Regions from separate parts of the Homo sapiens genome. Here region 2 is linked to region 1. Evidence: read pairs that join two places in POLR2A ChIA-PET (ENCODE). Cell type or tissue: GM12878. All regions are shown on one strand. Links, peaks and the distances in the headings refer to the core of each region. The heading gives the core; the rest is flanking DNA. Region 1 overlaps TAOK1 (TAO kinase 1). Region 2 has its middle 32 kb from the start of TAOK1.

The links. Peaks named below come from ENCODE experiments on the same cell type or tissue, not always from the same donor. Only the 100,000 strongest peaks of a DNase experiment are listed, where the experiment ranks them.
Region 2: POLR2A ChIA-PET joins it to region 1 with 12 read pairs; 2 of 35 experiments call an interaction of 5 or more read pairs at or near these places.

What each region holds. Positions count from the first base shown.
Region 1 is chr17:29,427,625-29,438,970 of GRCh38, forward strand. The region is part of intron 1 of TAOK1 (TAO kinase 1); the gene reads left to right. Among named protein-coding and RNA genes, the nearest start is that of MIR4523, 43 kb to the left of the region's middle. In GM12878, for the core only: no CTCF peak of the experiment used is centred there; a DNase peak (open chromatin) is centred at 6,117; H3K4me3 peaks cover 620 bases; H3K27ac peaks cover 1,138 bases.
Region 2 is chr17:29,352,464-29,363,809 of GRCh38, forward strand. No RefSeq gene overlaps it. Among named protein-coding and RNA genes, the nearest start is that of TAOK1, 32 kb to the right of the region's middle. RefSeq lists an enhancer at 5,387-5,456. In GM12878, for the core only: no CTCF peak of the experiment used is centred there; a DNase peak (open chromatin) is centred at 5,558.

The DNA of each region.
Region 1 (11,346 bases), core at 1,151-9,150:
ACTATCTTAAGAATTTTCTTGGCCAGGCGTAGTGGCTCACGCCTGTAATCCCAGCACTTTGGGAAGCCAAGGTGGGCAGATCACTTGAGGTCAAAAGTTCCATACCAGCCTGGCCAACATGGTGAAACCTTGTCTCCACTAAAAATACAAAAATTAGCTGGGCGTGGTGGTGGACGCCTGTAATCACAGCTGCTCAGGAGGTTGAGGCACGAGAATTGTTTGAATCCGGGGGCGGAGGTTGCAGTGAGCCGAGATTGCGCCACTGCACTCCAGCCTGGGCAACAGCGTGAGACTCTGTCTCAAAAAAAAAAAAAAAAAAGAAGAATAATTTTATTATAAGACTATTAAGTTGCTCGCAGACTGAAAAGGAAGGCTGAAGAGAGTCTAGGATAGCTCCTGGGGTCTTGATACAAGGAATGAATAGACAGTTTCATCAGGATGCCACCCAAATGAATAAGTGCCAACCGTTTTTTTCCAGACTTGTATCATTTGTTCAAGATTCAGAATTTCCAAAAACCAAGTACATGTTTCCTAGAGGGGAATACCTAGGCAGAGGAGAGGTAATATCTCAAAAGGAAATCTAAGACCATTACTAAAACATCCTCATAGATGTTGGGAGGCTGAGCAAGAAGCTGTTCTTTACAGGTGTACAGAATGGACTAAAGAGAATAAGACTAGAGATTGGAATGCTTGAGAGGTGTTTTGCTGTAGAACAGACAAGAGGTAACAGAGACCTAAACAAAAAGTAGTGGCAGTGGGATTGGCAGTGAGGGTTTTGATGTGAAAAATGCCATAGAGGTAGAATCTGTAAAATTTAGTAACAAATACTTCTTTTTAAATACACAGATGACTGTAGAGTGCCTAGATAGCCTAGAGAAAGTTGATGATGAGGTATGGAAATCTGGCTCTGTTACTTAGTAGCTATATGATAGTGAGCAAATTACTTACATTCTTTGAACTTCAAGTATAATTTGAGGTGGTAATTATTTTAAAACAGTTGTGAGAGTTATATATATATTTTTATTTTTTGAGACAAGATCTGGCTGTTACTCAGGCTGGAGTGCAGTGGGTTAACTGCAGCCTCTACCTCCTGAGCTTGGGGGATCCTCCCACCTCAGCCTCCCAAGTCGCTGGGACTGCAGTTGCGCACCACAACACCTGACTAAATTTTTTTTTTTTTTTCTGTAGAGACAGGGTTCCACCATGTTGCCCAGGCTTGTCTCGAACTCCTAGGCTCAAGTGATCCTCTCCTCTGCCCTCGACCTCCCAGAGTGCTGGGATTACAGGTGTGAGCCACTGCGCCCACCCCAGTTATGAGAATTAAATAAGCAAAATGCCTGGAATATAGCGAGAAGTCAATGAGTGTTAATTCCCTTCCCTATTAAACAGAAAAATAGAGAATTTTTGATTATTTTTTTGTTTGAGGGTGCTGCAGGCAGGTGCTATAGTTTGTTATCTCTGTATACTTGGTTTTAGAACTTAATGCCTTTCTAGGTGGGTATTCTTATGGAAGCAGATGGGAAGTATTCTGGATTAGAAATCAGTTTCAGCTTTAGAATTTTAAAATAAGCCTTTTGTTTTTACTTAATAATTTCAGATGTACAGAAAAAGTGCAAAGAAGATAGTACAGAGTTCTTGTATACCTTTCATCTACTTTCCTCTGATTTTTTTTTTCTTTTCTTTGTTTTTTTGGAGAGTCTCACTCTGTCCCCCACACTGGGGGACACTACACCCTCCATCTCCTGGGTTCAGGTGATTCTTGTGTCTCAGCCTCCCAAGTAGCTGGATTACAGGTGCACGCCACCAGGACCGGCTAATTTTTGTATTTTTTAGTAGAGACAGTGTTTCACCATGTTGGCCAGACTGGTCTCAAATGCTTGACCTCAAGTGATCCGGCTACCTCAGCCTCCCAAAATGCTGGGACTACAGGTGTGAGCCACCATGCCCGGCCTTTCCTCTAATGTTAACATTTTAAATAACCATGGTACATTTGTCAATGCTAACAAGTTAACATTGTTACAATATTATTAACTAAACTACCAATTTTGTCCAGATTTTCCACTAACATCCTTTTCCTGTTTCAGGATCTAATTTAGGATACCACCTTGTATTTAGTACCTTTAGGTTTTTTAGTTATAGTTTTGTTATTAACTGTGACTTTAAGCACACCACCCAACCCTTCAGGCACTTGTGCATCTAAGATACCTTTTATCTCTGAAGTTTTGAGTTTGTTTAATATCTGTCATACAGTGTGCCCTATTTTTATTTTGAAATAAATAAGACTATAAGATCTAATCAATACAACTGATCTTGTTGACAGTAAAATTTAATTTTTATCTTGTAATTTTACTTTAGTATTAAAGGAAAACTATAATAATGTTGAATTTTGGGAAAAATCACAAGAGCTTTTTCTTCCATTTGAATCAAAAAGATAAAAAGAGAGGGCTTGTATTTTTGTCACCAGTAGAGGGTCATGACTCCAGGTTCTTGGCGTTTTGGACAAAGAATTGGTTAAAATGTCCAGCAAAGCAAAGAAAGAATGAAGTAACAAAAGAACGAAAGCAGGGATTTATTGAAAATGAAAGTACACTCCACAGTGTGGGAGCAGACCTGAGGAGCGGCTCAAGGAGCCCAGGTGTAGAATCTTCTTGGGTTCAAATACCCCCTAGAAGTTTCCCATTGGCCACTTCATGCTCACCTCATGTAACTGAAGGGTAGCCTGCAATCAGTCTGATTGGTTGGGGAAAGCAGCCCACCAGAGGCTGATGTGAAGTTACAAAGGTCACACTCCTGTGCAAACATCCGATTGGTTGCAAAAACTTTGTAACTTCGCATCTGCAAAAAGCAACCAATCAGAGGCTAGGGTGAAGTTACAAAGTTGCAAACGAAGACTCCACCAGCAATCAGTCTGATTTGCTGGGGACAGCCAATATCCCATCTGCAGTGCTCAGGAAAGGTCAAAGGGAGTCGCCTCTGGTCCTTTTGTTACTTAGGCATGGAAAGTTAGGGTTTTCCTTTCAATTTAGTTCTAGGAAATTGGCATGAAACAGCCTTAGGTTCCCTGCCTCCAGACCCTATTCTCCTGCCTCATCTTCCTCTGAGAGACATGATCCCCATAAATCTTTATGGGAGGCAGAAGGACTGAAGGTCTTTCTTCTGTAACTGCTTCATGCTGATTTGGGGCTTAGTCCCTACCTGTTGGAGATCACGGAACTCTCACCCTGTTCTGTCTAGTGGAAGGAGGGTAGCTTTTTGATGGCCAGGGGTAGTATCTTCACCTGGAACTGGCTGGAACTTTGCTGCATGATCATCTGAAGTTTGGTGGTCTCTAGGCGAGGGGAAATGAAATTGATTAAAAGACTTAATGGGAATTTTGGGAGTGGATACCTATGCTGTTATAGAAATTTGCTGGAGAAAAAACAAAACCTGCTCTGTTCTAGAATCTGTGTGTTTCCTTAAAGTCTTAGCACAAGTGATTCCATTTTGGTTTGGTTTGTTGGGGCCCAGTGCATGAGCTTAGTCCAAAACAATGACCTCCCAGAATTTTGTTTAAAAAAACTCCCCCTTTTTGGTCAGGTTCTCACTTAGGTGAGAGTGCTTGCGCTCTGGAGTTTGAGGCCAGCCTGGGCAACATAACAAGACTTTGTCTCTACTAAAAAGAAAACATATTAGTTGAGCATGGTGGTGTGTGCCTGTAGTCTCAGCTGCTTGGGAGGCTAAGGTGGGAGGATCACTTGAGCTCAGGAAATCAAGGCTGCAGTGAGCTGTGCTTGTGTTACTGCACTCCAACCCGGGCAACGGAGCGAGACCCTGTCTCTAAATAAATAAATTAAAAAAAAACCTTAGGTTTTTGGATTACTAAATTGGATACATTAGTGTGACACACTTTAATTTTATAGGCAACTCAGAAAGAAGATTGGCTTGAATGACTAGATTATTTTGAGTTAGAAATTTCTTTGAGATATTGAAGTGGAGACATACGGTTTTATAAGTAAATAAATGTAAATAAGTATAAGTTAAATTTTTTTTTTTGAGACAGAGTTTTGCTCTTGTCACCCAGGCTGGAGTGCAATGGCGCGATCTCAGCTCACTGCAACCTCCGCCTCCTTGGTTCAAGCAATTCTGCCTCAGCCTCCCAAGTAGCTGGGATTACAGGTGCCCACCACCATGCCTGGCTAATTTTTTTTTTTTTTTTTTTTTGAGATGGAGTCTCACTCTGTTGCCCAGGCTGGATTGCAGTGGTGCGATCTCGGCTCACTGCAACCTCTGACTCCCGGGTTCAAGCGATTCTCCTACCTCAGCCTCCTGAGTAACTAGGACTACAGGCGTGAGCCACCACACCCTGCTAATTTTTGTACTTTTTAGTAGAGATGGGTGCCGAGACCAGCTCCGTGTGCGGAGACCAGCTCGGTTGTGGAGATCCTAACCCAGCGTTGCTAGAGGAATTAAAGACACACACACAGAAATATAAAGTGTGGAGTGGGAAATCAGGGGGCTGACAGCCTTCAGAGCTGAGAGCCTCAAACAGAGTTTTACCCACATATTTATTGACAGCAAGCCAGTGATAAGCATTGTTTCTATAGATTATAGATTAACTAAAATGGGAAACAAAGGGATGGGCCAAAACAAAGGTATGGGCCCTGGCTAGTTATCTGCAGCAGGAGCATGTCCTTAAGGCACAGATCACTCATGGTATTGTTTGTGGCTTAGGACCGCCTTAAGCAGTTTTCCATCCTGGGTGGGCCAGGTGTTCCTTGCCCTCATTTCGGTAAACCCACAACCTTCGGCGTGGGCATCATGGCCATCACAAACATGTCGCAGTGCTGCAGAGATTTTGTTTATGGCCAGTTTTGGGGCCAGTTTATGGCCAGATTTGGAGGCCTGTTCCCAACAGATGGGGTTTCACCATATTGGACAGGCTGGTCTCAAACTCCTGACCTCGTGATCCACCCATCTCGGCCTCCCAAAGTGCTGGGATTACAGGCGTGAGCCACTGTGCCCGGCCTGCCTGGCTAATTTTTGTATTTTTTAGTAGAGATGGGGTTTCACCATGTTGACCAGGCTGGTCTTGAACTCCTAACCTCAGGTGATCCACCCACCTTGGCCTCCCAAAGTGCTGGGATTACAGGCGTGAGCCACCACACCTGTCCAAATTTTTTTTTTTTTTAGAGAGAGACAGAGTTGTGCTCTGTCTCTCAGATCATAGCTTACTGCAACCTTAAACTCCTGTGCTCAAGGGATCCTTCTGCCTTAGCCTCCTGAGTAGTTAGGACTGCAGGTGTTTGCCACCACACCTGGCTAATTTTTAAAGTTTTTGTAGAGACAGTGTCTTGCAATGTTGCCTAGGCCAGTCTTGAATTCCTGGGCTCAAGCAGTCCTCCTGCCTCGGCCTTCGTAAGTGTTGGGATTATAGGCATGAGCCACTGAGTCTCCAGGGCCTTACCATAGTTATCTTTTTGAATTACTAGTAATGCAAGAGAATGTAAGTAGAGTTTGAGTCTCAGTTATAGGGCTAATAAAAGAATGTAGCCAGGTGCAGTGGCTCACGCTTGTGAGCCAGCACTTTGGGAGGCCAAGCCGGGTGGATTACGAGGTCAGGAGTTCAAGACCAGCCTGGCCAACATGGTGAAACCCTGTCTCTACTAAAAATACAAAAATTAGCTGGACGTGGTGGCGGGCATCTGTAATCCCAGCTACTCAGGAGGCTGAGGCACGAGAATTGCTTGAACCCGGGAGTGGATGTTGCAGTGAGCCGAGATCACTGCATTCCATCCTGGGTGACAGAGCTAGACTCTGTCTCAAAAAAAAAAAAAAAAGAATGTAAAAAGATTCTTCACTCTAGAAACTAAGGCAGCTCTGTTAGCATTGCAGGACTTTTCCTTAGTTCAGCTAAAGAACTTGTCCGTCCCATGGCTATGAAAATTCAGGCTTGCAGACAGTTTAAAGGGTGAGTAAAGCAGAGGGTTTTATTGGGTGAAAAGGGAAAAAAAGGGGAAATAGGGATACTCCACAAGGCCAGAGTCTCCTGCTAGAGCACTTCCCGCCCTGCCATTCAAATCTCAGGTTCCACACAGGAAGTGGAGGGGCCAGACTCCTCCCCACTGCAAATGGCATGAACCTCCTGAGGCTCAGCTCCAGTGGGCAGGCTTGTTGTAGTTTCTCTGGGGACCCTCTCCCACCTGGCTATCTCATTTCCCCTCTAATCTAGCAATTGTTAGATTAAGGACACGGACGAAGACCGATCTTAACTGCTTCCTGCTGACAGGGGCCTGTTTTGGGGGAAACAGCAGTCAGAGCTCCCTAAGAGGCCTATTTAGGGGTTCCCAGCAGAAGGGGCCACCATCAGAGGCTCCGGTTGCATGACCATTTGGAGTTTGATGGCCTGAAGGCAAGAACAGACAAACCGGGTTATTAGAAAACATGCATCAAAACGAAACAAGGGGCGGGGTAAGGAGAGCTGAAAAATACTGAGGCCTTTTACCAATTTTCACAGGGAGAGGGAGGCCAAAAACCCGACTGGTAAAGAAACTTTACCCTTTTGCTGGCATGTTGGGCTTTTGGGTTCCCTTCCTCTGAGCCCAATCCTAAGCCAACCAGTTTAAAGTTTGGGAAATTAACTCTTTCTAGTTCGGAGGATGCATTTGAGGGGAGTGTCTTGTAGTACAGAAACACAATTATCTATTAGTGAAGAGAGAACTGAGGAGAAAGGGAAAAAGCCTCCTTTTAAAGGAGTCCCAGAGGTTCAGGATGCATTTGAAAGGGGTACAGATTGAAGATGAATGGCTACCAATCTAGAAAGAGGGAAGCAGGCCTCCCTGGTTCCCTTATTTTCCTAGCATATACTCAGGATACGTGAGAGTGAGAGGAAAGAGTGTCCTCTTTCAGTCTTCTGTCCTTGCATCCCCGAGTTCTGGCGACCTTGGCAGGTGCCACCATGAGTACCAAAGTGGCTTGCACCCATGAAACAGGGGTGTCGAGACAATAGGAATTATTTGTCTCACCTATGTCTGTTTCCCACCTACAGTCAGTAGCTTTGGAGTTCCCTAGGCCTCATTTATGCCATGGATATTAATGTGGCCTTTATCCATGAAACAGGAAGCTTGGAGTTGGCTTAATCAGCAGGAGTCAGCCACGCTCACCTGCAATGTGCCTTTTAACCTCTGTTGTCATTTGCCTCTGGATCCCTCAGATCCAGTTTTTTTCCTAGGGCTTTGACCTGAAATTTGGAATTGAGTCTGGGACAAAGATGTGTCTCAGGGGAGTTGCATGGACTCCTTGTAAGCCAAATGCTAAGGTGAAACTGTGGAACCGAGTCCTCCTCCAGTAAGGGAGAGGAAAGGATGTCTTGTGACACACCCAGATAACTGGTGGCTCTAGTTATGCTTGCTAGGATTTGGGTGCATGGTGCTTGGCTTTGGTTAGCTCCCTTGGTCTTACTTTCCCAAAAGGAAACCTCTGTGATGGGCATCCTATGTATTCCCATCACCTGGAAGAATTTGAAGGATAATTGCTCAGAACTAGAATATTGGTCCAGATTTTTACATTACCCATCCCCGTTGTTCTTTCTGAGATGCAGCTGGAGATTGCTGGTTAGTTCACAGGAACAAGCAGGGTTAGTCTAAAATGTAGGTGAAAACTTAAAAACAACCAATGAGTTCAGAATTTAATGACAAATGTATGGTAAATTTTGGAACATGATCTCTCTCTTTCCAGTCCTCATTTTTGTTAAAAAATCATGATAGGACTGAGTGGTTTGCAAAATCCCTTAGCCCTATACTTGACCTGATTATTTGCCTAAAGTATAGCAAGAATAATTATGTCTACATAGGCCTTTTAGATTGGCTTTGATGGAACTCTATTCCCCAAGGAATCTCAGATAAGACCTTGAAACACCTATGAGTTGGGTGATCCTCTCCTCTTAAGGTCCCAAGATAAACTTGGAGCTCCTAGAACCTGTTAGAAAGTGACATTCTTTACTGACCACAGGTCAGGAACCCTGTACAAGGACTGCGAAGATGAGGGTATTAGGTCACTTTCTCCATGGGGCTTTTGTTGGTTCTGCAAGTTCGACTTCGAGCTTGACTCCTTAAAGGGGAGCATACCCTTCCAGTAAAAGCCTTGTTAAAATAACCATTTTCTCCAGTTGTATCCTGTTACAAAAGAAAAATGAATTCTCATTGCACTATTGCAAATACTTATATTGCCATAAGAATACTCACAGATAGGCGGGGTGCGGTGGCTCACGCCTGTAATCCCAGCACTTTGGGAGGCCAAGGCAGGCGGATCACGAGGTCAGGAGTTCGAGACCAGCCTGGCCAACATGGTGAAACCCCATCTGTACTAAAAATACAAAAAATTAGCTGGGCGTGGTGGCTGGTGCCTGTAATCCCAGCTACTTGAAAGGCTGAGGCAAGGGAATCGGTTGAACCCGGGAGGCAGAGGTTGCATTGAGTTCAGATTGAGCCACTGCACTCCAGCCTGGGCAACAAGAGTGAAACTCTGTCTCAAAAATAAATAAGTAAAAAATGTTTTAAAAATTTAAAAATCAAAAAATTAAAGAATACTCACAGACAGTTTTCAAATTTTAGAGGCACCAGGCGGAGAGAAACATAACATGCTCCAAAGTTTTTTTCTTAGGAATATACCTTACTCAATTATTAAAGGCCGTAAATAGTTCAAAATGAGTTTCCTTGACTCTGAAAAACCAAACAAGGATCAGCAATATTCCAGCCAAAAGTCAGAAAGGTTGCTTCAGCTTTCTGAGTTCAGTCCATTTAGTTAACTCTTGTTTTGCTTGATATTTGTAAACATTTCAGCTCTTCATGAGTCCTGTTCATTTTCCTTTATTAAAATGTTAACAATCTCCAAAGTTATCTGAAGTCTGTATTTGAGAGCACCTGTTAAAGTCTTACAGTCTATTATAAACCATCTTCTGAAAAGGATTAAAACAAGACAACAAACATCTGTGAATAGCCAAGTTGTCAGGGTAATTATAGTCAGAAACACAATTGGCAAAGAAGTTTGGTTATCTCCATGGTTTACAATAACTTAACAACCTTAATTATGATTGATAGCAAATACGGAGACATTAGAACTTTAGAAATCCCATGCAATTTTGGAGCATACATAAGCGTTATTTACTAAGATATAACCTAAAGAAGATTAAACACCATTTTGGCAATTCCGTGTACCTAAACGTGTCACATAATCCTGTTTGCCTTTCTTTTCCAGACACTTCAGGGGCCCTCTGAAGTATCTGAAAAGCCATGTGCCAGGGAAGAAAATTTTGAAACTGAAGTTTGATTTTGGGAAGGCTGCTAAATGTTTGAGGTTTAAAACACTTGATATTATAAAATAAAATTTGAGATTACTGCAAGTTACTTATTTTGCCAAAATGATGACTCAAAAAGTTTAAAGAAGAAAAAAACCTTTTTTGTTTGTTTGTTTGTTTGTTTTTGATATGGAATCTGGCACTGTTGCCCGGGCTGGAGTGCAGTGGTGTGATCTTGGCTCACTGCCACCTCCTCCTCCTGGGTTCAAGCGATTCTCCTGCCTCAGCCTCCCAACTAGCTGGGACTACAGGTGCCTGCCACCACGCCCGGCTAATTTTTGTATTTTTAGTAAAGACGGGGTTACACCATGTTGGCCAGGCTGGTCTCAAGCTCCTGGCATTGTGATCCGCCTGCCTTGGCCTCCAAAAGCACTGGGATTACAGGTTTGAGCCACTGTGCCTGGCCTAAGTTTTGCATTTTTAGTAGAGATGGGGTTTCATCATGTTGGCCAGGCTGGTCTTGAACTCCTGACCTCAAGTGATCTGCCTGCCTCAGCCTCTCAAAGTGTTGGGATTACAGGCCTGAGCCACCACGCCGGCCTATGTATTTCTTAAAATTGGTTTTATAGAGTATATTTAACCTATTATTGAAAGTTATTTCTGATTAAACTCATTAATCCATGTCTGATTAATTTTGGCATATAATGTATAAGATATAATAATCTAACTTGGCTTTTTGAAGTAGAAAACCTGGAAGTGGGAAATAAATTTTGCATTCTATTTCAATTCTGATAAAGTGAAGGAGTACTTATGCCTTTTGAACTGCCTTTATATTCTTCTTTTTTTTTTTTTTTTTGAGATGGAGTCTCACTCTGTCACCCGGGCTGTAGTGCAGTGGTATGATCTCGGCTCACTGCAACCTCTGCCTCCCAGGTTCAACGATTCTCTTGCCTCAGCCTCCCGAGTAGCTGGGATTACAGGTGCCCACCACTATGCCCAGCTAATTTTTTGTATTTTTATTAGACATGGAGTTTCATCATGTTGGCCAGGCTGGTCTCGGCCTCCTGACCTTGTGATTCGCCCGCCTTAGCCTCCCAAAGTGCTGGGATTACAGGCGTGAGCCAGCGTGCCCGGCCGTAACTGCCTTTATATTCTATGGGGAAAATGATATGGTGGATCAGCAATGTCTTTCTTCCATAGGTATAAGGGGATGGTATTGAGAAGACTGTTACAAAACATTCATATGTATAAGCCCAAATTTAAACATTGTTCCAATATTGTATTTTTTAAATTTATTTTTATTATTTTTATTTTTCGAATGTTCCAATATTACTATTTGAATATTCTATTGAAAATATCATTTTTATATGAATTCAGAGTAAAATTAGTTTGTGGATTTTTCTTTTTCTGTTGTTTACTATTAGAATTATGTGAGCATCAAAACAAATTTAAGTTTCCTACTTTTCTCTGTTGAAGTTTGCAAATACCTATAAAGCTATCTGGTTCTGGCTGGATGCAGTGGCTCATGCCTGTAATCCCAGCACTTTGGGAGGCTGAGGCGGGCGGACCACGTGAGCTCAGAAGTTCGAGAATAGCGTGGGTAACATGGCAAAACCTGTTGTCAAAAAATACAAAAATCAGTTGGGCGTGGTGACACATGCCTGTAGTCCCAGCTACTTGGGAGGGTGAGGTGGGAAGATCCCTTGGGCCCAGAGCTCAGGAGGTCGAGGCTGCAGTGAGATCGTGGCACTGCATTTCAGCCTGCATAACAGAGTGAGGAGACCTTGTCTCAAAACAGACAAACAAATAAAGCTATCAGATTCTAAAACATGATTAGAAGTAACAGTTTGTTACTCTTTCTAATTACTGTCTAACAAGAGACAACAGTCCCACCTCTTGAGCGAGTTTTAGTAATTAATTATTTAGTCTACTGTTGTTGGACTTTAGTAATTATTTAGTCTACTGTTTAGGACTTTCCAACTTTTTATTTTGAAAAATGTAAAACTTACTGAAAAGTTGCAAGTCTAGTAAAATGAATAGCCATTATACCTTCATGAAAGCTTACCAATTCATTA
Region 2 (11,346 bases), core at 1,373-9,372, 75 kb before region 1:
CTACCTTAGCCTCCCAAGTAGCTGAGACTACAAGTGCATGCTACCACACCTGGCTAATTTTTTTTTGTAGAGACAGGGTTTCTTCATGTTACCCAGGCTGTCCTTGAACTCCTGCGTTCAAGTGATCTGCTTACCTTGGCCTCCCAAAGTCCTGGGATTACAAGCATAAGCCACCACATCTGGCCCAGCCAGCCACCTTTTATTAAGCATGTACTTTGTGCTTTGCAGAACAATAAGTAATTTACATGTATCATCTAATTTAATCATCACACCTGTCTAAGAAATAGTTATTACTATTTAACACCCTTGCTTAAAAACCTATTTTCACTATTATAAAGATAACGCGTCTTCACAAATATATTTTTCCCTCTCCTGTTAAATTACTTTTCTTAGGATAAATTTTAGGAAGCAGAATTACTAGGTTAAAGAATATAAAGATTTTAAAGCCACCAATAACTCTTTTTCTATTCTTACTTGGAGGACTTGTCAGTTCTCTTTCTTTATATTTAATTTTTTACGGTGGTGGGGGGTGGTCCTCCATTTTCTGATGTCCTGTCCATGAGTAGATACATGTTCCTGGAAAATAGTCTAGAATAGTAGTTCTCAAGTTCAACTGCACATTACAATTACCTAGGGAGCTGTTAAAAATATCAATGCCAAGGACTCTAGATATTCTGACTTAATTAGTCTAGGGGAGCATGAGCATGGACTTTTTTTTTTTTTTTTTTTTTGAGGCAGAGTCTCACTCTGTCGCCCAGGCTGGAGTGCAATGGTGCCATCTTGGTTCACTGCAACCTCTGTCTTAAAAATGTCCATGCTTGGCCAGGTGCGGTGGCTCACACTTGTAATCTCAGCACTTTGGGAGGCCGATGCAGGCAGATCACTTGAAGTTAGGAGTTTGAGACCAGCTTGGCCAACACGGTGAAACCCCGTTCCACTAAAAGTACAAAAATTAGCTGGTCGTGGTGGCGGCTGCCTGTAATCCCAGCTACTTGGGAGGCTGAGGCAGGAGAATTGCTTGAACCCACGAGGTGGAGGTTGCAGTGAGCTGAGATTGCGCCATTGCACTCCAGCCTGGGCGACAAGAGCAAAACTCTGTCAAAAAAAAAAAAAAAGAATATCCTTGATGAAATAGAAAAAAAATATTGGTTTTATTAGATCCCTCAGAACATGTTTTTAATTATTTGGTATGACAAGCTATGTATGCATGAAGCACTTCTGTTGCATATCAAAGAATGATTGGTGGTTGTCTTGAGGAAAACCGTTTCTCTAATTCATTGAGCTATGAGCTGACCTTTTTCATTGACCACTATTTTTACCTGAAAAAACGACTAACAGACAAACTATGGCTATCAAAACTTGGGTATTTGGCTGAAATTTCCCCATAATGAAGAAAGTGAGCTTGCATGTCAAGAAAAATAACTGATAAACTGATATTGTTTCTTGCCAATGACAAAATTTGAGTTTTCAAACAAAAATTAGAATTTTGGAAAACTTATATCTACTACCATGAGCTTGACAGTGTCCCAATACTTAAAGATTTTCCTGATGATAATAAATGTGTTTTTTTTTGGGGGGGGGGACATCATATAATGAAATGTGTCAACATTTGGAAGATATGCATATCTCAAGGAATTAATATTTTTCAAATGACTAGGGCATATATTAAATCATGCATGGGTAAAAGATCCATTCAAAGAGAAAGACAGACCAGTGGATTTTATTTTATTTTATTTTATTTATTTATTTTTTTGAGATGGACTTTCGCTCTTGTTGTCCAGGCTGGAGTGCAATGGCAAGGTCTCAGCTCACTGCAACCTCTGCCTCCTGGGTTCAAGCAATTCTCCTGCCTCAGCCTCCCGAGTAGTTGGGATTACAGGTGCTCACCACCATGCCTGGCTAATTTTTGTATTTTTTTCAGTAGAGACAGGGGTTTTACCACGTTGCCCAGGCTGGTCTCGAACTTTTGACCTCAAGTGATCTGCCCACCTTGGCCTCCCAAAGTGCTAGCACTATAGGTGTGAGCCACTGCACCCAGTCCTAATGGATTTTAATGAAACAGAGGACAAAAAGTTCATTTAATAATGTTTCAGATTCTACATTGCAAATAACTTTTTTTTTTTTTTCTTTAAAGACATCAGATCTCACTGTGTTGCCTAGGCTGGACTCAAACTCCTGGGCTGAATTAATCCTCCCACCTCAGCCTCCTGAGTAGCTGGTACTATAAACCCGCACCACTGTGCCTGGCTGCAACCAACCTTTAAGAAATTACCATTTGTTGGCCGGGTGTGGTGGCTCATGCCTGTAATCCCAGAACTTCAGGAGGCTGAGGCAGGTGGATCACAAGGTCAGGAGTTCAAGACAAGCCTGGCCAACATGGTGAAACCCCGTCTCTACTAAAAATACAAAAAAATTAGCCGGGCGTGATGGGGCACACCTGTAATCCCAGCTACACGGGAGGCTAAGAGAGGAGAATCACTTGAACCTGGGAGGTGGAGGTTGCAGTAAGCCGAGATTGTGCCACTGCACTCCAGCCTGGGACAGGGTGAAACTCCGTCTCAAAAATGAAAAGAAATTACAGCTTGTTGCATTTCCATGTACTATCAAAGAATAACCACAATGGTCAGAAAAAAACTATCTAAAAACTTCTTCCAGCTACATATCTGTGTGAAGCCAGATTTTCTTCATATCCTTCAACTAAAACAACATATTGCAACAGACTGAATGCAGATGCATACATGAGAATCTATTAGCTAAAGCTGACGTTAAAGAAATTTGTAAAAATGTAAAACATTGACACCCTTCTCATTATATTTTTTGTTTTGGAAAATATAACTGTTTTTCATAAAAATATTTATGTTAATGTACAATAAGTTTGCTGTTATTTAGTTTTAAATTCTAGTACAGTAATTGATAATACACATATTCCACATAAACGAAAGCTCATTAGTTTTTAAGACTTCTTGGTTTGAGAACTACTACTCAAAATTTTTTGTTTGTTTTGAGAGAGGGTCTCTGTTGCTCAGACTGGAGTGCAATGGCACAATCATAGCTCCTGACTATAAACTGAACCTCCTGGGCAATCCTCCCATCTCAGCCTCCTGAGTGGCTGGGACTACAACACCTAGCTATTTTTTTTTTTTTAATTATTTTTAGTAGAGATAAGGTCTCGCTATGTTGTCCGGGCTAGTCTCGAACTCCTGAGCTCAAGTGATCCTTCTGCCTCAGCCTCCCAAAGTGCTAGGATTACAGGTATGAGCCACTGGGTCCCGCCTAGAAGTTTTACTAAATTTTAGAGGCCTAAAATCTGAAATAGTTAAGAACCACAGACCTTTGAAAAGGAATAGACGAACTGATTGCATATTCTCAGTTAAAAGCTTTTGAAAAGTATGAAATGGCAATGAGTTCTAGATTCTATTCCTGATAAGAACTTGCCAACAGCTCTGATATGCCAATTAACTGCTGACCCTTAATATTAATGGGTTTTAAACAACGCTTAGATGTTCAAATCCCAATTCCTTAATATGATATACAAAGCATCCTGTATAAACTGTGCTTTCCAAGAATTAACTGATTTAATTTGTGACAACTCTATGTAGTAGGTACTGTTACCATGTATGATTTGTACATTCTGTTCAACAAATGAATGAATACAATGAGTAAATAAAATTAAGAATTTTTTTTTTTTTTGACAGAGTCTTGCACTGTTGCCCAGACTGGAGTGCAGTGGTGCGATCTCGGCTCACTGCAAGCTCCGCCTCCTGGGTTCACGCCATTCTCCTGCCTCAGCCTCCCAAGTAGCTAGGACTACAGGTGTCCACCACCACGCCTGGCTAATTTTTTCTTTTTTTGTATTTTTAGTAGAGACGGGGTTTCACCGTGTTAGCCAGGATGGTCTCGATCTCCTGATCTCGTGATCCGCCTGCCTCGGCCTCCCAAAGTGCTGGGATCACAGGTGTGAGCCACTGCGCCCGGCCAAAATTAAGTAATTTTTATTTTTATTTTTTTGAGACGGAGTCTCGCTCTGTCGCCCAGGCTGTAGTGCAGGGCACGATCTCGGCTCGCTGCAGGCTCCGCCTCCTGAATTCAAGTGATTCTCCTGCTTCAGCCTCCTGAATAGCTGGGATTACAAGTGCGCACCACCATGCCTGGCTAATTTTTGTACTTTTTAGTAGAGATAGGGTTTCACCATGTTGGTCAGGCTGGTCTCAAACTCCTGACTTCGTGATCCGCCAGCCTCAGCCTCCCAAAGTGCTGGGATTACAGGCATCAACATGCCCGGCCTAAGTAACTTTTTTTTTTTTTTTTTGAGACTGAGTCTTGCTCTGTCGCCCAGGCTGGAGTGCAGTGGTGCAATCTTGGCTCACTGCAAGCTCCGCCTCCCGGGTTCACGGCATTCTCCTGCCTCAGCCTCCCAAGTAGCTGGGACTACAGGCGTCCACCACCATGCCCGGCTAATTTTTTCTTTTTTTGTATTTTTAGTAAAGACGGGGTTTCACCATGTTAGCCAGGATGGTCTTGATCTCCTGACCTTGTGATCCGCCTGCCTCAGCCTCCCAAAGTGCTGGGATTACAGGCATGAGCCACTGCGCCTGGCTAGTAATTTTAAAATCTAGATCCAAGTCCAGTTTAGAAAAGAGAAGCATTCTCAACTCCAGCTCTGTTCATTCAATTAATGATCACTTCCTGTCTTTTTCCTCATTATTTGCCTATCTGCAGTTTTCTTCTGTGTTTTTACTGCCACCTGCCTCTTCTCTGTTTCATCTCTTCAAAAGTCTCACTGTTAATTCCTTTCTTTCTTGGGATTTTAGATCCCTCTAAATCTGCATGCACCTTTTGAAAACAAATACGAACATCACAATCTTTACCAACTAGTCTCATAAGAGCTAACCTTCATGGAGTAATCACTATGTGATACATTCTTTACTGCATGACCTTACTTAGTCTTCATTGTACTACGGTACTATTTTTATCATCCCTATTTTACAGGGATGGGACAACAGAGGTTAACAGAACTAAAATAACTTGGCCAAATCTCACAGCTAGATAGTGGTAGAGCCAGGATTTGATTTAAACCTGTGTCTTTTCCTCCTACAGCTTTAATTAGAAATAATTTATGCATTATAAAATTCACCTGTTATAAGTGTACAGTTCAATGCTTAGTAAATTTATAGAGTTGTGCAACTATCACCACAATTCAGTTTTTAGAATATTTTCCTCACCCCAAAAAGTTCCCTTGTGCTCATTTGCAGTCAATTCCTGCTCCCAACCCTAGCCCCAGACAACTACTAATCAGCTTTCTGTCTCTATAGAGTTGCCTTTTGTGGAACTTACATAAATGGAATCCTACATTGCATGTAAATAGAATCTTTGTGTCTGGCTTTTTTCATTTAGCATGATGTTTTTGAAGTTCATCCATGTTGTATAGTGTGTCAGTCATTCATTCCTTCTTATGGCTGAACAATATTCTGTTGTACAAATATACTGTGTTTTGTTCCATTCACCATTTGGGTCGTTTCCACTTTTTGGCTATTATGAATAATGCTGTTGTGAACATTCACATACAAGCTTCTGTGTGGTCATATATTTTCATTTCTCTTGAGCAGTACCTAGGAGTGAAATTGCTGAGTCATAGAGTAAGTTTATGTTGAACTTTTTTTTTTTTCGAGATGGAGTCTCACTCTATCGCCCAGGCTAGAGTGCAGTGGCGCAATCTCGGCTCACTGCAACCTCTGCCTCCTGGGTTCAAGCAATTCTCCTGCCTCAGCCTCCCAAGTAGCTGGGACTACAGGTGCGTGCCACCGGGCCCGGCTAATTTTTTGTATTTTTAGTAGAGATGGGATTTCACTGTGTTAGCCAGGATGGTCTCGATCTCCTGACCTCGTGATCTGCCCGCCTCAGCCTCCCAAAGTGCTGGGATTAGAGGCTTGAGCCACCACTCCTGGCCTATGTTGAACTTTTAAAGAAACTCCAAAACTATTTTCCAAAGTGGCAGTATCATTTTATATTCCCACTAACAATGCATGAAGGTTCTAATTTCTCCATAACCTCATACACATTTGGCATTGTCGGTCTTTTTAATTATAACCATTCTAGTGAATGTGAAGTGGTATCTCTGTGGTTTCAGTTGGCATTTCCCTAATGACTAATGCTGTTGAATATCTTCTACTACATTTGTTAGCCATCCATATATCTTCTTTGGTGAGAACTCATGACTACAAAGTAAATGCCACTCAACCAATGTTTCCCAAACATGCCATACACATTCTTGCCTCTCTGCTTTTTATTTATTTATTTTTTTGAGACAGGGTCTCCCTGTATCACCCAGGCTGGAGTGCTGTGGTGCCATCACAGCTCACCGCAGCCTCAACCTCCTCGAGCAATCCTCCCACCTCAGACTCCCAAGTAGCTGGGACTCCAGGTGCCCGCCATCAAGGCTGGCTAATTTTTGTGTTTTTTGTAGAGACGGGGTTTCACCATGTTGCCCAGGCTGGTTTAAACTCCTAAGCTCAGGCAAACTGCCTGCCTTGGCCTCCCAAAAGGAGACCTCCCAAAGTGCTGAGATTACAGACATGAGCCGTCGTGCCTGGCCACCTCTCTGCTTTTAAGTATACTCTTCTTCTAATCTAAAATGCCCTGTTATTTTATGATCCAAATTTACCATTTCAAAAAATTTATCGGCCAGGCATGGTGGCTCATGCCTGTAATCCCAGCGCTTTAGAAGCCCAAGATGGGTGGATCACCTGAGGTCAGGAGTTCAAGACCAGCCTGGCCAACATGGTGAAACCCCGTCTGTATTAAAAATACAAAAAATTAGCCAGGAGTGGTGGCGCATGCCTGTAATCCCAGCTACTCGGGAGGCTGAGACAGGAGAATTGCTTGAACCCAGGAGGCAGAGGTTGCAGTGAGCTGAGATCGTGCCATTGCACTCCAGCCTGGGTGACAGAGCGAGACTTCCTCTCAAAAAAAAAAAAAAAAAAAAAAAAAAAATATATATATATATATATATAAACTAGCCAGGCGAGGTGGTGGGCGTCTATAATCCCAGCTACTCAAGAGGCTGAGGCAGGAGAATCATTTGAACCCAGGAGGCAGAGGTTGCAGTGAGCTGAGATCACTCCACTGCACTCCAGCCTGGGCAACAGAGTGAAACTGTCTCAAAAAAAAAAAAAAAGTAAGGCCAGGCGCGGTGGCTCATGCCTGTAATCCCAGCACTTTGGGAGGCCGAGGTGGACAAATCACCGGAGGTCAGGAGTTCATGACGAGGTGGCCAACATGGTGAAACCCCGTCTCTACAAAAATACAAAAATTAGCTGTGTGTAATCCCAGTTACTAGGGAGGCTGAGGTGGGAGAACTGCTTGAACCTGGGAGGCAGAGGCTGCAGTGAGCCGAGATCGTGCCACTGTACTCCAGCCTGGGCAACAGAGCGAGACTGTCTCAAAAAAAAAAAAAATTACCCACAGATTCTCATCTCCTGTAAGAGTAATGTTGGTCCAACCCTTTACACTTCCTATCTGTCACAGTATTCTCATACAGCAATAAGACAATAAATGTTAAGTTTATGAATGGACTTTGACCTGGTTAAAACATACAAATTCTATTCCATTTCTGAGCAGAACAGATCCTCAATATATATTTCTTGAAAATGGGTACTATAGAAGATACAAAGACAAATAAAGCAAAATAAAATATAAAAATGTTTTATTGGCTGGGTGCGGTGGCTTATGCCTGTAATCCCAGCACTTCAGGAGGCTGAGGTGGGTGGATCACAAGGTCAGGAGTTCAAAACCAGCCTGGCCAAGATGGTGAAACCCTGTCTCTGCTAAAACTACAAAAATTAGCCAGGCATGGTGGCAGGTGCCTGTAACCTAGCTACTTGGGAGGCTGAGGCAGGAGAATCGTTTGAACCTGGGCGGCAGAGGTTGCAGTGAGCCAAGATCGCGCCACTGCACTCCAGCCTGGGTGACAGAGCGAGACTCTGTCTCAAAAAAAAAAAAAGTTTTATCATCTAATACGATGCACAGATATGGGTCCTGCTGTGGTTTGAATGTGTTCCCCAAGGAATACATGTTGGAAACAATCCCCAACGCCAACAGTGTTGGGAGGTAGGGCCTAATGGGAGGTGTTTAGGTCATGAGGATGGAGCCCTCATGAATGTGTTAATATAATATCCAATTAAAAAGGGCTTAAGGCTGTGAGTTCTATGGCCTGCACTCACCCTTTGCCTTTCACCTGCCAAGGGATGACACAGAAAGAAGGCCCTCATCAGATGTGGGTCCCTAGAACTTAACCTTCCCAGCCTCCAGAAATAAATTTCTTTTCTTTGTAAATTACCCACTCTGTGGTATTCTGTTATAACAACACAAAACAGACTAAGACAGGCCCAAATGATGCAAAAGTATGTCCTCTGCAATTGTACTACCACTTCAGGCCTAAATAAGACCCAAAGGCCTAGTATCCATATATCTGTTAATTTGTTTAACAATGATTTATTAAGCATCTTTAATGTATTTGCCACTGTGTAATTGCTATTGTTAGAGGGAGAATAGAAGTAATAGATATTATCTTTCTATTTGTTCATAGAAAGATGAAGAGAAGTGACAGGTAATCAAATAATTTTAATACAATGATAAGTGCAATAATAAAGATAGCTCCAGCCAGGCGCGGTGGCTCACACCTGTAGTTCCAGCACTTTGGGAGGCCTAGGCGGGCGGATCATGAGGTCAAGAGATCAAGACTATCCTGGCCAACATGGTGAAACCCCATCTGTACTAAAAAAACAAAAAAATTAGCCAGGCGTGGTGGCCCGCGCCTGTAGTCCCAGCTACTCAGGAGGCTGAGGCAGGAGAATCACTTGAACCCAGGAGGCAGAGGTTGCAGTGAGCTGAGATCGCGCCACTGCACTCCAGCCTGGTGACAGAGCAAGACTTCATCTCAAATAAATAAATAAATAAATAAAGGTAGCTCCACCTGTAGGACTGCACATGTTATCACAGTGTCACAAAAGAAATGACTTTGATTTGGTTCTTTAAGAAAGAATATTAGCCAAATGAAACATAGGGCTTCCTGGTGTCATTCTGGCCCAGCTCTGGGTTTTTCCCTCACCACAAACTGTCAAAAAGCCTGATCCAATTTTGTATCAGTAAAATAATCAAGACATTTGAAAAAGTGCTGGACTGATCTGGGTTCCTGGGGTTATTGGGATAATGTCAACAACAGCACTTCCCCCCACATTTCCCCTTTTCTGGACTCATTTCTAGGTATCATCCTGAGTTTTTAAGACACTTAAATAGTTTTAGAAATCAACAAGGGTAGTCTGGGTGCAGTGGCTCATCCTGTAATCCTAGCAATTTGGGGGGCTGAGACCAGAGGATAGCTTGAACTCAGGAATTCGAGACCAGCCTGGGCAACATAGCAAGACCTCATTTCTACTAAAAACCAAAAGAACTAACTTGGCATAGTGGCACATGCATGTAGTCCCAGCTCTTCAGGAGGCTGAGGTGGGAGGATCACTTGGGCCCAGGTGATGGAGGCTACATGAGCTATGATCATGCCACTGCACTCTAGCCTGGGCAACAGAGCAAGAACCTGTTTCAATACAAAACAAAACAAAAAAGCACAACACACAACAACAACCAAAAAAAAAAAAAAAAGGAAAGAAAAAAGAAATCAATAAGGGTAGGAGGACTTGAGGACTAGATAAAAAATGAACCTCTTGAAAAAGACTGTCTTTAGCAGTCTGATCTCTCCAAGCCTGGAGGAGAGCCCAAGAGATGGAGGTGAGCCAAAGAGCTGGAGGCTCTTTATTGTAAATAGGGTTAGTTGTTTCCAGGTAAACCATTAGGTTTTTAGATCCCCAAATTCTGCCCATTGGTATTGCTCAGTTGTTGTTTGGTTTTAGCCCATACGGCCTTTTATTTAAACCTCCCTTGGAGGGCTTAATCTGGAAAGCAAAAAGGGATGATGGCCAAGGAAACAGGGAAAATATGGAATAGTAATATTTGTCCTGGGCATCACTATTCTGAATAACAGGAAGTTATTTCTGCGGCCATCAACCTGTTGTAATGAAAGACATTCAAATTTCAGTCATAATTTGAATACTGACGCTGAAACCTTGTTCAAACTATTCAACACTATTAAATCAGAAGCTCTTTAACAGAAAAATAATCTACCTTTAATTCTTTGGTGAAAATTAAAAGAAAGTATGTAGCGACCCCTCATTATCAGTTTGACAATGGTGATGATAATACTAATACTTCTACTACTCACTTACACTTATAGAGCGTTGTCTATGCACCAGGCAGTGTTTCAGAGTGCTTTGTATGATAATGATGATTTGTTGAATTTCTAAGTCTCAGTTTCTGATATTTATATCGGCTCTCCACTATGCCTGTATGAAAGACCAGTATATTGCGGATCACTTGTGGACAGGAGTTCCAGATCAGCCTGGCCAACATGGTGAAACCCCGTCTCTACTAAAAATTCAAAAGAATTAGCTGGAAATTGCTTGAACCTGGGAGGCAGAGGTTGCAGCGAGCCGAGATCGCGCCATTGCACTCCAGCCTGGGCAACAGAGCGAGACTCCATCTCAAAAAAAGAAAAAAGAAAAAAGGGCCAGGCGCAGTGGCTCACGCCTGTAATCCCAGCACTTTGGGAGGTCGCGGCGGACGGATCACCTGAGATTGGGAGTTCCAGACCAGCCTGGCCAACATGGCAAAACTCCATCTCTACTAAAAGTACAAAAATTAGCCGGGCCATGGTGGTGGGCACCTGTAATCCCAGCTACTCAGGAGGCTGAGGCAGGAGAATCGCTTGAACCCAGGAGGTGGAGGTTTGCAGTGAGCCGAGATCGCGCCACTGAGCTCCAGCCTGGGAGAAAAGAGCGAGACTCCGTCTCAAAAAAAAAAGCAAAGCAAAGCAAAAAAGAAAGACCAGTGTGTTGCTGTTTGTCTTAGGCAGCTTGAGGTGCTGTAACAAAATACCATAGACTAAGTGGCTTAGACAACAGATTTTGGCCGGGCGCAGTGACTCACGCCTGTAATCCCAGCACTTTGGGAGGCCAAGGCGGGTGAATCACCTGAGGTCAGGAGTTCAAGAGCAGCCTGACCAATATGGTGAAACCCCATCTCTACTAAAAATACAAAAATTAGCCAGGCTTGGTGGCAGGCACCTGTAGTCCCAGCTACTCAGGAGGCTGAGACAGGAGAATTGCTTGAACCCGGGAGGCAGGGGTTGCAGTGAGATGAGATCACACCATTGCACTCCAGCCTGGGTGAGAGAGCAAGACTCTGTCTCAAAAAACAAAAACAAAAACAAAACAGATTTATTTCTCAAAGTTCTGGAGG